Linked DNA regions of Homo sapiens: region 2 is linked to region 1. Evidence: read pairs that join two places in POLR2A ChIA-PET (ENCODE). Cell type or tissue: MCF 10A. All regions are shown on one strand. Each heading gives the region's core, and the rest is flanking DNA. Links, peaks and the distances in the headings are about the cores only. Region 1 holds the start of DNAJC5 (DnaJ heat shock protein family (Hsp40) member C5). Region 2 holds the start of SLC2A4RG (SLC2A4 regulator).

The links. Peaks named below come from ENCODE experiments on the same cell type or tissue, not always from the same donor. Only the 100,000 strongest peaks of a DNase experiment are listed, where the experiment ranks them.
Region 2: POLR2A ChIA-PET joins it to region 1 with 33 read pairs; 6 of 35 experiments call an interaction of 5 or more read pairs at or near these places.

What each region holds. Positions count from the first base shown.
Region 1 is chr20:63,893,130-63,897,496 of GRCh38, forward strand. It overlaps DNAJC5 (DnaJ heat shock protein family (Hsp40) member C5), which reads left to right and starts at 1,997. Exons shown (of 5, transcript NM_025219.3): 1 at 1,997-2,194. RefSeq lists enhancers at 1,210-1,379, 1,312-1,839, a cis regulatory region at 1,295 and a silencer at 1,839-2,078. In MCF 10A, for the core only: no CTCF peak of the experiment used is centred there; a DNase peak (open chromatin) is centred at 1,902.
Region 2 is chr20:63,738,804-63,743,170 of GRCh38, forward strand. It overlaps SLC2A4RG (SLC2A4 regulator), which reads left to right and starts at 973. Exons shown (of 8, transcript NM_020062.4): 1 at 973-1,235; 2 at 1,574-1,728; 3 at 2,567-2,676; 4 at 3,066-3,253; 5 at 3,327-3,427; 6 at 3,533-3,812; 7 at 3,896-3,987; 8 at 4,076-4,367. The coding sequence starts at 1,110. The coding sequence ends at 4,187. LIME1 (Lck interacting transmembrane adaptor 1) reads left to right here. Exons shown (of 6, transcript NM_017806.4): 6 at 1-300. The coding sequence ends at 97. RefSeq lists silencers at 481-980, 1,231-1,380, 1,391-2,090. In MCF 10A, for the core only: no CTCF peak of the experiment used is centred there; DNase peaks (open chromatin) are centred at 858 and 2,188.

The sequences.
Region 1 (4,367 bases), core at 84-4,083:
CATGCCACCACGCCCAGCTAATTTTTGTATTTTTAGTAGAGACAGGGTTTTGCCATGTTGGCCAGGCTGGTCTTGAACGCCTGACCTCAGGTGATCCGCCCACCCCGGCCTCCCAAAGTGCTGGGATTACAGGTGTGAGCCACTGTGCCCGGGCGTACCTTCCTGTCTTATTTTCTCCAAGCAGGCTGGAATGTTCATGGATAGATATATGTGTGATAATATACTTTTTACATATCATGCATCGTGCTCATTTTAGTTTCAGGAGTTCTTTGCTCCTGTGTAGCCTTTCTACACATTATCTTTCTTTTTTTCTTCTTTTTAAATAAGAGATGGGGTCTTGCTCTGTCACCCAGGCAGGAATGCAGTGGCACAATCATGGCTCACTACAGCCTTGACTTCCCACCCGATCCAGCCTCCTGAGTAGCTGGGACTACAGGGGCATGCATGCCACTGTGGCCGGGCCAATTAAAAAAATTTTTTTTTATAGAGATGGTGGTCTCACTATGTTGTCCAGGCAGGTCTCAAACTCCTGGGCTCCAGTGATCTTCCTGCCTTGGTCTACCAAAGTGCTGAGATTCCAGGCGTGAGCCATGGGTCCCGTTGTATACATTTCAGTAACTATATTATTCCATTTGAGTGCTCACTTGTGCAGTTGGGCAGGTTTCCATTCTCGCTATTAAAAATAGTGCCTTCATGAATATTTCAGTGCATATACCTTTTTCTGTATTTAGGAATATTTTCTTTGGAAGAATGTCCCTAAAGTGGAACTGCTAGGTCTCAGAGGGACTCACTTAAGGCTGGTTCATTCATTCTTGCAGCTCCCAGCACAAGTGGAATATAGCTTCAATCTGAGATCGGTACCAGGCCCATTTCATTCTCTCATCCCTCCAATTCTGGCCTGAAATATTTCATTCTCTTGGAATCTATAGTTGTAGATATGAACCTGGCCTTTCTGCTTCTTGGGTTCCATAGGCCTTTTCTTGCTGCCTGCTTGATGTTGCGCAGCTTAATGACTGCTAGGAGGCTTCCCAAGCTCTGACACTTCCAGGCTGTGAGACTGGAACAAGCTTGGCAATTCAAGACCGGCATTATGGCAGTGAGTTATGAGGGCAGAGGAAGGAGGCCAGAGCGTGTTGAGAGAGAATTTGGGTTTCACGCAGTGTGTCACGGGAAGCCTTGGATGCTACTGGGTTTGTTTTAAAAAGATGACCGCACTGAACTCAGGTAAACGGGCAAGGGTGGAAGCGAGGAGGCAGGAGCACCGGCCGCAGAGGTCTGGGAGCTTCTAGGATGGGAAGTGGCCCAGGCAGCCTACGCGGGGCAGGCCGTCAGTGAGTGGCGGAGCGCCTGCAGTTACAGGGACAGGGAAGGGTGGCCGACGGGATGGGCAAGGGCAGAGGGAGGTGGAGTGGACGTTCGTGGTCCTGCCTCTCCACGCTGCTGTTTGGAGATGATTCCGGGAGGGTGGGAGGGCGCTGGCGACGGCATTTCAGTGGTTGGACAGGAAGGAAGGAAGGACGTCCCATCTCGGCGCTCCAGGGTTGAGCAAATGTCAGTCCCAGGACGGTGGCTCCGGGTGGGGGCGGGGGCGACGGTCCGCAGCCGTCTCCCACCAGCTCCCTGTTCAGTTCTTTGATGAGAACGATTACGTTTTCTCAGTCTTACTTAAAGCGCTGAGTAAACTCACCTGCAAGACCAGCAAGCCCTGCGCTTCTCTTTCTGCGCGGTTCCCCGCAGCACATGGCGTGTCCACCCGGGACCCACCTGCGGCCACCTGAAGACTGGGAGGACTGGCTCCGCCCCCGCGCTTCGTCCCCGCCCACTCATGGGCGGAGCCTCCACAGGGCGCCTCGGCCCCGGGCTGTCACTCGGGACTCCGCCCCTTCATGGACGGAGCCTCCGCTCGGCTCTCTGAGCGCATGCGCAGCCGGTCCCACCCGCGGCTCCGACACGCCGGAGCCCACGTCCTTCCGGGAGCGCGCGCGCCGGTGCGGGTGCGTGCGTGAGCGTGCTCGTCTCCGCTGCCGCTGCCGCTGCCGCTGCCGGTGCCGCACCCGCGCCCTCTGCCGCCGCCGCCGCCGCCGCCCGGGGTCTCCAGGCTGAGGAGTGCGTCGGCCGCTGCCCAGCAGCGCCGCGAATCGGGGAGCGGAGCCGCGGAGCCGGCGGGAGGGCGGGCGGGCGGGCGGACGGGCAGGTGAGCTCGCTGCGGGTCGGGCGGGCGGATCGGCCCACGTCAGGCCCGGGCAGGCGGGCGGGCGGGCGCGGGTGGGGGGCGGGGGCGGCACTCCAGAGCCGGAAATGGCGGCGACCCCCGGGCCGGGGCTGCGCGGGCGCTCGGGGCCGGAGCTGCTGCGACGCCGCGGCCTGGGCCGGGGCGGGGGCGCGGGAAGGTCGGCGCCGGGGCCTGCGGGAGCCGGGCCGGGCCGGGCCGGGGGTCTGAGCACCGTGGTGGGGGCTGGGGCGGCGCTCTCCGCGGGTCTCTTCGGGCCCGGACGCCCCCTCCGCTCCCCCAGGTCCCCGCGGCCGCCCCCAACCCCCCGGGGTCTCCTCTCCTGCGGGGGGACTGGAGAAGCTGGGCCATCGCTGGTCTTAGGGAGGCAGATAATTTAGTCCCTGGGTCGTTGTGTTTATAGCTCGGGGAATTGAAAATTGTTCTGTAACGCATCGTAAATTAATCTTTCCGACGTTGTAAATTCCAAAAAGCATTTGGTTTGTTAGAAAAAACCTGTTTTCTCCGCTTTATAAAAACATTTGAAGCCATGCTTTATATTGAACTCTTAAGGAGAGTATTAGGAACTCGTCCGTTCAGGTTCTAACTTGTTGGTGTTAAGTGTCTGGATTAAAGACTCTCTTTTTCGTGTGCCGAAGCCATGATTTCTCAAATTCATTCAGTTGTGTCATACAGGAAAAGGAAGCAAAAATTTCAGCTTTATTTTTGTTTTCCGGCTTAGGCTTGGTTGGGAAGATTTGATGGTGGTTAGACACGTCTGCCCTTATTTGCCTGTTTAGAAAAACCTATTCTAATGACAAAAACAGTTACATTGCTCCCACTATTGTCATGGTTACCTGAAGGCAAAAGTTTACTCAAAGCTTCTGAGATTTTATGTTCGTTTATTTGCTTCTCTTTTTAAAAAAATGTCAGCTGAGTTTCAGGAATGAGTAGTCTGTCAAACAAGAGATGAAATTAGAAGCCTGGATCTAAGGGCTTTGGGGAAGTTTCGGTTGAGTTCCCCTTTCACTTGTGTCGGTGCTGTAGGACTCGGGGTGGCTCCAGCTGGCGTCTGGCCCAGCAGAGAGCTGTAGGGGCCCGCTCTGGTTGCTGGCTGTGTGGACTCTGAGGGACACCCCTGGCGAGGGTGTTAATGAGCCTGCAGCGTCTGAGTCCACCCACCCTCAGACTGGCCCCTGACTCACTCTGCACCTGCCATATCAGCCTCCTTGCTAGTTCTGAACAGAGCCACATGCTCTGTCCTTGGATCTTCCTGGAATGCCTGGTTCCTTAACCCCCTAGCCTGGCGACTGCCTGCCTGCCTTGCCACCCAGTTCCCTTCCTCGCTTAATTTTCCCACAGCGCTGAATCCTCCTAGTGTCCTGCTTAATGCATTTATCATACTTAATATTTTACTGTGAGTTAGTAAGGTCCGTGGAGAGAATGTTTTGTGAAAAAAACAGTTGCTGGCACATGATCGGGGCCCAGTAAATATTTGTTCAGTGAATGAACGTGAGGAGCTTAGCAGCAGCTGTGCGTGGTGCTGGCCTTGTCACCCGGAAGTCCTTGTCGGTGAGGACTGAGCATGTAGAGGTAAGGGTTCCTGGAGTGTTGGCCCTCAGGACAGAGAGCCACCATCTCTCACCTGCCCAATGAGGAAAGACAGCCAGGTAAGGGGTGGCTTGGAAGGGTGCATGGGACCCTTGTAAATCTTTTCGCAACTTTGAATCTATAATTATTTTGAAGTTAAAACGTTTCTAAAAAGTCAGATCTGTTGGGGGCACAGTGGCTCATGCCTGTAATCTCAGCACTTTAGGAGGCTGAGGCGGACGGATCACTTGGAGTCAGGAGTTCGAGACTAGCCTGGCCAACATGGTGAAACCCCATCTCTACTAAAAATACAAAATTAGCTGGGTGTGGTGGCGTGTGCCTGTAATCCCAGCTACTAGGGAGGCTGAGGCAGGAGAATCACTTGAACCCAGGAGGCGGAGGTTGCAGTGAGCCGAGATCGCGCCACTGCACTCCAGCCTGGGCAAAAAGAGCAAAACTCCATCTTATAAAAAAAATAAAAATAAAAATTAGCTGGTTGTGGTGGTGGGCGTCCGTAATCCCAGCTACTCAGGAGGCTGAGGCAGGAGAATCCCTTGAACCTGGGAGG
Region 2 (4,367 bases), core at 309-4,308, 150 kb before region 1:
TGGCAGGAGCAGCACGTGCGGGGCTGGGACGCCCCCTGCTTCCAGCTGCCCCAGCCTAGGGAGGGGCTGGAGACCCCTCCCTGCCTCCCTGCCCTGAACACTCAAGGACCTGTGCTCCTTCCTCCAGAGTGAGGCCCGTCCCCCGCCCCGCCCCGCCTCACAGCTGACAGCGCCAGTCCCAGGTCCCCGGGCTGCCAGCCCGTGAGGTCCGTGAGGTCCTGGCCGCTCTGACAGCCGCGGCCTCCCCGGGCTCCAGAGAAGGCCCGCGTCTAAATAAAGCGCCAGCGCAGGATGAAAGCGGCCAGCCTCGCAGCCTGCTCTTCTTGAAAGCTGGGCGGGTTGGGGCGGGGGGCTTCTCTGGAAGGCTTGGAGCTGTCCCCTCTGGCCTTGGGGGACTGGCTGCCCCCGGGGCGCCCGGGCCTAGCCGAGGCGGTGCTCCTGCCGGCCAGACTCTCGGTCAGTGCGGGCACGGGGTCCCAGCCACTCCTAGGGGGCAGCGCAGCCGGCAGGGTGGCCGCCCCCGGGTGGGACTTGGACCCTGGACTCCACGGGAGGGCTCCGCCACCCAGCCTGGTGTTACATAAGGGGTGGTGGAGGTGGGCAGTCGAGCGTTAAAGAGTAACCTGCTGCCGGGAAGCCCGCCAAGCAATCGCGGCCCCTTCCCCGGCTCTGGCAGCTCTGCGAGCGCGCCCGTGGGGAACGGGCCCTCCCCGGCGGGGCGCGCGGGCGCGCGAGGTGGGCGGAGGCCTCGGAGCTGTGCCGGGCCGGGCCTCCCTCCCTAGGCCAGCGCGGGAGCGACCCGGAGGGGGCGGGCCCGGGGCGGGGCCTCGAAGCGCTGGCCGGCGGGAGCGCGGCCGGCCGGGCCCGCCCGCCTGCGGTGTGGACGCCGCGCGGCCAATGCGCGCGCCGGGACGGGACGGGACGGGGCGGGGCGGGGCGGGACGAGACGGGGCGGGGCGGGGCGGGCCGGGCAGCCTCCGGGCGGCGCGGCGCGGGCGGCGGCCGGATCCAGGGCGGGGGTCGGCGGCCCGGCCAGCCCGGCCCGGCCCGGGGCCGCGTCCTGAGAGTCAGCCCTCGCCGCTGCAGCCTCGGCGCCCGGCCGGCCGGCCATGGAGCGCCCCCCGCCCCGCGCCGCCGGCCGGGACCCCAGTGCGCTGCGGGCCGAGGCGCCGTGGCTGCGCGCGGAGGGTCCGGGGCCGCGCGCCGCGCCCGTGACGGTGCCCACGCCGCCGCAGGTACCGGGCGCCGGTGGGCGGGGGCGCCGACCAAGTTTCTCTCGCTGCAAAGATGGCGTCAGTGCTGCCCAAACTTCGGGCCCCCGGGGGCGGGGCAGCGGGGAGGGCGGCCGCGTCGGTCCGCGCGTGTCCGTGGGTCCCGCCGGGGCTGCGCCGGGCGGCCGGGGAGCCCTTCCCGCCGCGCCGGGCTGGGGGCGGGGCCGGGGGCGGGGCCGCGCCGTCCACACCGGCCGCAGCCGGTTTTCGAGGCGGGCGCCGAGCGGATCCGCGGCGGAGGTTGAGGGACCCCCCTCCCCCGGCCACCGCCTCCGCTGAGTCTGCCCCCTCCCCATCCGCAGGGCTCTTCCGTGGGCGGCGGCTTCGCGGGCTTGGAGTTCGCGCGGCCGCAGGAGTCGGAGCCGCGGGCCTCGGACCTGGGGGCCCCCCGGACGTGGACGGGGGCGGCGGCGGGGCCCCGGACTCCGTCGGCGCACATCCCCGTCCCAGCGCAGAGGTGAGCGGGAGGCCCGGTGCCTCGGGACTCGGTGTGCGCAGGGGCGGTGGGTGGGGTGCGGAGACACCGGCCCCGACGGAGGCCAGGTCAGGGCCCCAGGTTTGTAATTACCAGCCACCCCCAAGCTCTTCAGCCCTGGAGGAGCTGAGCAGAAATGATCGATGACTGGGAGTCCCTACACCTCCCTCCACCGCAGTTCCTCGGGGCTAGAGCTCAGAACCCGGAGCGGGTGGCTGTGCGTCTCTGTGCAGAAGAGGCTGCGCGGTCGGCATGGGGCGACTGTCCAGGAATCCCTGGGGCTCCTGACCGCCACCTCCCAACCCCTGCCAGGCCGGACACCTCGGTCTGGCTGCCAGGGCAGGGGCGGGCCCTGGCCTGGCTCGCTGGGGCCTGGGGAGCTGCCCGTGCTTCCAGCCCAGTCTCCCCCTGGCTGCTGCCGGCTGCTGGCCACTCCCACCTCCCAGGCCTGGCGTGAGGCCCACAGCTGCTGTTGCACAACCCTGGTTAATGTGTGATGGGGGGAGGCCTGGGCCTGGCCCGCCCCTCTGCCAGGGCTTCAGACCCCTGCCCAGCCCCAGTATCTGAAGGAACCACAGTGGAGCCAAGCCCGCGATGTGGAGAACTCAGGCTTCAGGAGACCCTGGCCCTGCTCCTGGCGGCTCCGGGTGGCTTTCAGCTCTCTCTGCAACCTGAGCTGGGGGAGGAGCCAGGCCTCATGCCCAGGGCTGGGAGTGGGGAGCCTGGTGTGCACGCGTGCCCAGGCCTGCACGTGGACCGACCAGGGGAGGGGCCCAGAGCTCTGGCTGGGTCACCCGCACCCCGCCCCCATCTCCTCCAGAGCCACCCCAGGAAAAGCCCGGCTGGACGAGGTCATGGCTGCCGCTGCCCTTACAAGCCTGTCCACCAGCCCTCTCCTTCTGGGGGCCCCGGTTGCAGCCTTCAGCCCAGGTAAGACTCAGATGTCTGCATTTAGGGGTGTGGGTGGGGACAGGGCTCAGAACCTACAGCCACCCAGCCTCTGTGGGGCAAGCAGAGCCCTCAAACCTGGGACTCCTTTCTAAAATGGACTCCCGCACCCTCAGTGCCCCCTACTGAGGCCAAAGCGGCAGGACCCAGGCCTTCTGGCCTCCCTGACCTGCTCACCTCCACGCGGCTGGCCACACACGTCTGCCAACCCTTTCCTGTGCCGGGGGGGTTTCTCCCCAAGCCCTGGGGCCAGCTCCTCCAAGACGCTCTGCCCACCAGTCTCACCGGACTTGGTGAACAGGGGCAGCTCAGGATTAGGGACTCCCTGGACCCACCCGAAGTTCTAAGGCGGGGGGCCCGTGTCCCCACAGAGCCTGGCCTGGAGCCCTGGAAGGAGGCCCTGGTGCGGCCCCCAGGCAGCTACAGCAGCAGCAGCAACAGTGGAGACTGGGGATGGGACCTGGCCAGTGACCAGTCCTCTCCGTCCACCCCGTCACCCCCACTGCCCCCCGAGGCAGCCCACTTTCTGTTTGGGGAGCCCACCCTGAGAAAAAGGAAGGTGAGCTTGGGGGCGGCCCCCAGGGAGGGGCGGGTGTGGCGGCTGAGCCTGACCCTGGCCCCTGTTGCTGCAGAGCCCGGCCCAGGTCATGTTCCAGTGTCTGTGGAAGAGCTGCGGGAAGGTGCTGAGCACGGCGTCGGCGATGCAGAGACACATCCGCCTGGTGCACCTGGGGTGCGGCGGGGCCTGGGGTGCGGCGGGGCCTGCGGGTTGGCTGGGGTTGTGAGGCCCGGCCAGGCCACCCCTTCAGCTCCCACTGGCTGGCTGTGTCTCCCGCAGGAGGCAGGCAGAGCCTGAGCAGAGTGATGGTGAGGAGGACTTCTACTACACAGAGCTGGATGTTGGTGTGGACACGCTGACCGACGGGCTGTCCAGCCTGACTCCAGTGTCCCCCACGGCCTCCATGCCGCCTGCCTTCCCCCGCCTGGAGCTGCCAGAGCTGCTGGAGCCCCCAGCCCTGCCTAGTCCCCTGCGGCCGCCTGCCCCGCCCCTGCCCCCGCCCCCTGTCCTGAGCACCGTTGCTAACCCCCAGTCCTGTCACAGTGACCGTGTCTACCAGGTGGGTGAGGCCACGGGTGGCAGCTGGGGCGGGTCTCAGGGCTCTCTGGAGGGGAGTGAAGCCCTGGCTGTGTCTCCCTGTAGGGCTGCCTGACGCCCGCCCGCCTGGAGCCGCAGCCCACGGAGGTCGGAGCCTGCCCACCCGCCTTGTCCTCCAGGATCGGAGTCACCCTGAGGTGCGTGTGGGCTGAGGGCCTGCGGCTGGCACCAGGTGGGGAGGGTCCTGGTCTCACAGCACCCCATGTCCTGTGACCCCCCGCACAGGAAGCCCCGCGGCGACGCGAAGAAGTGCCGGAAGGTGTATGGCATGGAGCGCCGGGACCTCTGGTGCACAGCCTGCCGCTGGAAGAAAGCCTGCCAGCGGTTCCTGGACTAAGTCCGGCTCGTTCAAGAACATAAGCTACCACCTTCTCCCTCCCCACCCCCTCCAGGCCCGGGGCTGAAACAGCCCGAGGACAGCCCCAGGGGCTGGCTTTCACCAGCTGCAGGGTCTGCTTTTACTTGGGGTGGGGGGGCGGGGCTGACCCTGAACCCTCCCCCCCGCCAGGTCGGGGAG